Linked DNA regions of Homo sapiens: region 1 is linked to region 2. A link is a loop called in an ENCODE intact Hi-C map of the cell type or tissue named here. Cell type or tissue: OCI-LY7. All regions are shown on one strand. Each heading gives the region's core, and the rest is flanking DNA. Links, peaks and the distances in the headings are about the cores only. Region 1 overlaps EIF4E (eukaryotic translation initiation factor 4E). Region 2 overlaps DAPP1 (dual adaptor of phosphotyrosine and 3-phosphoinositides 1).

Evidence for each region. Hi-C counts contacts between places; a loop is a spot of excess contacts. Peaks named below come from ENCODE experiments on the same cell type or tissue, not always from the same donor. Only the 100,000 strongest peaks of a DNase experiment are listed, where the experiment ranks them.
Region 1: it touches region 2 in a loop (6-fold over the local background); 7 of 110 quality-filtered maps call a loop at or near these places.

Annotation. Positions count from the first base shown.
Region 1 is chr4:98,910,832-98,913,751 of GRCh38, reverse strand. All of the region lies in intron 1 of EIF4E (eukaryotic translation initiation factor 4E), which reads left to right. Among named protein-coding and RNA genes, the nearest start is that of EIF4E, 17 kb to the left of the region's middle. In OCI-LY7, for the core only: no CTCF peak of the experiment used is centred there; no DNase peak of the experiment used is centred there.
Region 2 is chr4:99,820,694-99,823,613 of GRCh38, reverse strand. The region is part of intron 1 of DAPP1 (dual adaptor of phosphotyrosine and 3-phosphoinositides 1); the gene reads right to left. Among named protein-coding and RNA genes, the nearest start is that of DAPP1, 5.3 kb to the right of the region's middle. RefSeq lists an enhancer at 1,198-1,567. In OCI-LY7, for the core only: no CTCF peak of the experiment used is centred there; DNase peaks (open chromatin) are centred at 1,533 and 2,523; H3K4me3 peaks cover 2,222 bases; H3K27ac peaks cover 2,184 bases.

The sequences.
Region 1 (2,920 bases), core at 282-2,781, 910 kb after region 2:
AGTAAATAGAAGGTTGTATTCCACTCTGTAATCCTGGGAACATATGAAACTGATGACTATACCTGGTTTTGTAAATTTTTTTAAGGTATATATTTCTTCAAAATATTTTCTTTTGAAAGGTGATTTTAAAACCTTGGTACATAAAAAGGCAGGTGTGGTGGCTCATGCCTGTAATCCTAGCAACTTCGAAGGCTGAGGCAGGAGGATCACTTGAGGCCAAGAGTTTGAGACCAGGCTGAGCAATATAGTGAGACCTGTCTCTAAAAATTAGCTGGGCATGGTGGCTCATGCCTGTAGTCCCAGCTATTCAGTATCGTCTCTTGAGCCTAGGAGTTTGAGGCTGCAGTGAGCTGTGATTGCACCCCTGCACTCCAGCCTAAGTAATAGTGATACCCTCCTCTGAAGGCAAGAAAAGAAGAAAAAAAAAATTTGTTGGATAAGAAGTTGTTACAGAAAACAAAATGACCTTATTAAAGCTACAGTTTACATTGAAATTATAACCTTTAACTTTTGAAAATGAACACATAGAATTTTTTTTTTTTTTGAGATGGAGTCTTGCTCTGTTGCCCAGGCTGGAATGCAGTGACACTACCTTGGCTCACTGCAACCTCTGCCTCCCAGGTTCAAGCAATTCTCCTGCCTCAGCCTCCCACGTAGCTGGGATTACAGGCGCGTGCCACTACACCTGGCTAATTTTTGTATTTTTAGTAGAGACGCGGTTTCACCATGTTGGACCAGGCTGGTCTCGAACACCTGACCTCAGGTGATCCGCCTGCCTCGGCCTCCCAAAATGCTGGGATTACAGGCGTGAGCCACCACACCCGGCAAAACACATAGAATTTTAACAGTAACTGCTCATTTGTTTGAACTGTGACATGTAAAGATTGATTTTTTTAAAAAACTAGAATTTAGTATCATGAAATTTTAGTTATGTTTTCTAAGTTTTAAAATGTATAAACGTTTAAATAGCAGTTAAATTCTTTAAAAGATTTGCCTTTCAAATACTTCTTATAAAGCTTTAAGGAATAATTGAAATGGAAATTATCATGTTACTGCAGTCAACAGTTTTGTGCACTGGTTGTAATGCCATTTTAGTGTTGATATATTTTGAATCATTTTTTTACTTTTGCATAATGTTCAACGTATGTAAATTTTTCTTTTCTTTGTGGTTTTTTTTTTGAGATGGAGTCTTGCTTTCGCTATGCTGGAGTGCAGTGGTGCGATCTCAGCTCACTGCAATCTCTGATTCCCTGGTTCAAGCGATTCTCCTGCCTCAGCCTCCTTCGTAGCTGGGATTACAGGCATGCACCACCACGCCCAGCTAATTTTTGTATTTTTTAGTAGCGGCTGGGTTTCACTATGTTGGCCAGGATGGTCTCAATTTCCTGACCTCATGATCCACCCGTGTTGGCCTCCCAAAGTGTTGGGATTACAGGCATGAGCCACCGTGCCTGGCCGTATGTAAATTTTTCTTTTTCTTTTTCTTCTTTTTTTTTTTCGAGACGGAGTTTTGCTCTTGTTATCTAGGCTGGAGTGCAGTGGCGCGATCTTGGCTCACTGCAGTTTCCCTCTCCCGGGTTCAAGTGATTCTCCTGCTTCAGCCTCCCAAGTAACTGGGATTACAGGCATGCGCCACCATGCCCAGCTAATTTTGTGTTTTTGGTAGAGATGGGGTTTCACCATGTTAGTCATGTGGGTCTTGAACTCCTGACCTCGTGATCCGCCCGCCTCGACCTCCCAAAGTGCTGGGATTATATGCGTGAGCCACTGTGCCCGGCCTGTAAATTTTTCTAGTTATTTTAAATTATGAATCTTCTGGTAGCCTTTGGTTTAAATAGTAGTGACATTTAAATTTTATCATTAGCCTTGTCATCCTAGATCACACATCTGTTATTTCTTGTGTCTGTGTTATCACCTCCCCAAACCCAGACTGAATTTGTGATGTTGGCTTAAGCTATATAATATGTGCAAAGTAATTTGATCAGTAGGTACATGTTAGTGCTCCCTTAAGAATGTTCTTTAAAAAAATTTATTTTAAAATGTTAAAAGGTGACCACAAGTCTTCTTTTTTTTTTTTTTTTTTTTTTTTTGAGACAGAGTTTCGCTCTTGTTGCCCAGGCTGGAGTGCAGTGGCTTGATCTCAGCTCACTGCAACCTCTGCCTCCCGGGTTCAAGCGATTCTCCTGCCTCAGCTTCCCGAGTAGCTGGGATTACAGGCGTATGTGCCACCACGCCCTGCTAATTTTGTATTTTTAGTAGAGATGGGATTTCTCCATGTTGGTCAGGCTGGTCTCAAACTCCCAACCTCAGATGCTCCACCCGCCTCGGCCTCCCAAAGTGCTGGGATTACAGGTGTGAGCCAGTGTTCCCAGCCTCCTACAACTCTTTCTAGTAGTTAAGAATGTGCTGGGCGCGGTGGCTCACACCTGTAATCCCAGCACTTTGGGAGGCCGAGGCGGGTGAATCACGAGGTCAGGAGTTCAAGACCAGTCTGGCCAAGATGGTGAAACCCCTGTCTGTACTAAAAATACAAAAATTAGCCGGGCGTGGTGGCAGGCGCCTGTAATCCCAGCTACTTGGGAGGCTGAGGTAGAGAACTGCTTGAACCCAGGAGATGGAAGTTGCAGTGAGCCGAGATCGCGCCACTGCAATCCAGCCTGGGCAACAGGGCAAGACTCTGTCTCAAAGGGAAAAAAAAAAGGATTCATCCAAGTTTTAGGCCTGGTGCGGTGGCTCATGCCTGTAATTCCAGCACTTTAGGAGGCCAAGGTGGGCGGATCACTTGAGGTCAGGAGGAGTTCAAGACCAGCTGGGCCAAAGTGGTGAAACCTCGTCTCTACTTAAAATACAAATAATTAGCCAGGTGTGGTGGTGCATGCCTGTAGTCCCAGCTACTCGTGAAGCTGAGGCAAGAGAACTG
Region 2 (2,920 bases), core at 113-2,612:
AAATATCCATGCTTTCAGAGGGAAGCAAGAGCCTACTTTGAGACAGATCAAGAAGGAGATGATGGAAAAATATCCTACCAAAAAGCAAAAGCAAAATTATACATATAATATGATTACAATTCAATCTCTATATATGTTTGTGTGTGTGTACAGAAAAACATTTCTTAAAAACTAGAATCAAGATGAACAATGTTATTTTAGGTAGTAGTACATGGCTGACATTTTAGTGCTTTTCTTTATATTTTGATGCTTCTCTTCATCTCTCTAATTTTTGATAATTAATATATATTACTATTATTTTCAACTATTTATTATAAATAAATTCAGATATACTGGAAAGTAGAAAAATAGCATCAATGTTACTGCATTGAAATAATACCCATATTTCAGGTAGAATAATTTTTAACCTTTTGCCACATTTTTAATACAACGTTTAATTTTGACTCTTTCGATGAACAGTTTTAAAGTAAATTACAGATATCCTGACACTTTAACCCTAAATAATTCAACATGCATCTCTCAAAAGTGACATTCTTTTACATAATCATCATACTGTTATTAAAACAAGTGATTACTCTTACACTTTTTAAAGTTATAAACATTTTTAAACAAAGAAGGTCTAACAACAGATAATGGGGGCAGGTGCTAGTGGGCAGGGTCAGGGGAAGCATGACCATAAAGAAGCAAGTGGTGAGCAGCGAACACTGATAAGGCCCAGCAGTGTTCACTGTGCTCTTGGTAGAGGCAGGCCTCTATCAGGCAGTAGGACACAGAGGTCGATGGGCTCAGAATAGGAATTTATCCTCTACGGGAGTTGGTAGGAGCCAGAAATTAATGCAGGTTTTAACAAAATATCTAAGAGTATGGTCATGAAAACAGAAGTACAAGAGAAAAGCCAAGTTGAAGCTTCTCATAGGATGAGATGGATAGAGGTAGAGACCAGAACCAGACCACCAGAATGCTGACAAACCAGATGGGTCTTGGGGACTGGGTGGGTCTGAGTTCATGTGAGCTTTTTCAATTCTGAATCCTTGCATATTTTGCTACCATCACTCCTTTATTCAGGCCATTTTCTCTGTAGAAAATTTCACCTTTTCTAACTTCAACTGACAAAAATCATATCAGCTCCAAGGCCATCTTCTCCACTTCTACTGTGGAGAAGATAGCCTTCCATAGGAGATTGTTTTATCTAGACACTGTCACAGCCCTCAGCCCACACAACACTGCATTCTAACTCTACATGCATATGAATCCTCCATCTCTGCACAGCCATGCCTTCTTTATTGTAGTCTCCTCTATGCTGCCTTGCCTGGCGTCATCATACAACAGATAGATCTATGACCCAGTAGAAGAGTGAATGAATGAAACAAAGTGACTCCCCACAACATGGACAGTCTGTGGGACAGATTTCCACTTGTAAGTAGAAGGAAGTCACCCTTTGGAGGAACAGAAAAACACCACAACTGAAGAGGAAATTCACTTGAGTTATGAAGAGATGGAACTGTACACTAGTTACATACTAATTATACAACCACAGAAGAACCACCTTCCGTTTTTAGAATCCAAGATTACAGAGCTGTGCACAGAAGAGGAACAAGCTGTATTGCTGTAGTTAGTGTCACACCGCTGTAAACAGGTTCCACTGAAATTTTGACTTTACGTTTCTTAGCTGAATAAATTTTTCTAGTCCTGAAAATGAATTCTACACAAAATTCAATAATGTTCTGATTAACTAGAATGCTGGCCTGGCTTTGTGTACATGTGCATGTATATTATGTGAGGAATAGAAAGAATAATGTCTTTTATAGTAAACTTTGTTATAATCACAGAACTTTCTTTGCTTCTCTCAGTTCATATTAAGAACTATGAACATGTACTAGTATAGTAAGATGAGAGAAATTTGATGAAAACCAGGAGGTTACATCAGCAGTCAAGCATGAAGGCTCTGGAGCAAAACTCTTGGATTTGAAGGTATGTTAGAATGGAAACTTAAGCATGTGATTAAAACTCTGTTCTTTACTTTTCTCATCTATAAATGGGGACAACATTAGTAATAATACCCACCTCACAGCAATGTGTAAATTAAACAAGTTCACATGGGCAAAGGGCTTAAACTAGTGCTTAGCACATGATAAGCATCCAATAATTACTAATTGCCATTACTAGAATACATACCTTTGACCAGTGGGCTCTACAAAGCAGCACCATGCAGTGGAAAGCTCTGGGGTAAGTTCCTAGGTGTGTCTCTCAGCTCCACTACTTACAAAGTCTGTGACCTGGATCGTATACTTAGCTTATTGAAGTCACCTTTTGCGTCTATGAAATGAGTATGGTGATATCGTATTGAAAGTGTTATTGTGAAGCCTAAATGGCATTATGCGTGTGAATGGTATGGTGCTGATGCATAGTAGGTGGTCAGTAAATTAGGACTATCACAGCAGGGAAACAACCTGGTTTGTGAAGTCAGCATGGGTTTTGAACACAGACACTCAGAGACTGTAGGCAACCTGATTTTTCTGCTCTTGAGTCTCTTCCTGTGTAAAGCTGGAATACCAGTGCCTTTCAAAGACCAGAGCTGGTGTCTACAAAATGCCTGCCTTATAATACGGACTCATTTTGTTTATTATCATTTATTCCGTGGGTCAGCAAACCACCAGCTGAGGGTTAATTCCTGTCAGACACCTGTTTTAGTATGGACTGGGAGCCAAGAATGGCTGTACATTTTGAAATGCTTGAGGGAAATAGAAAAATATTCATAAAAATTATATGAAATTCACATTTCAGTGTATAAATAACGTTTTGTTTGAACACCATCACGGTCATTTGTTTCTGTGTTCTCTGGTAGTTTTTGCACAACAGCAGATGTGAGTAGTTGAGGTAGAGACTGTAAGGCCTGCAAAGCCTAAAACATTCGTTACCC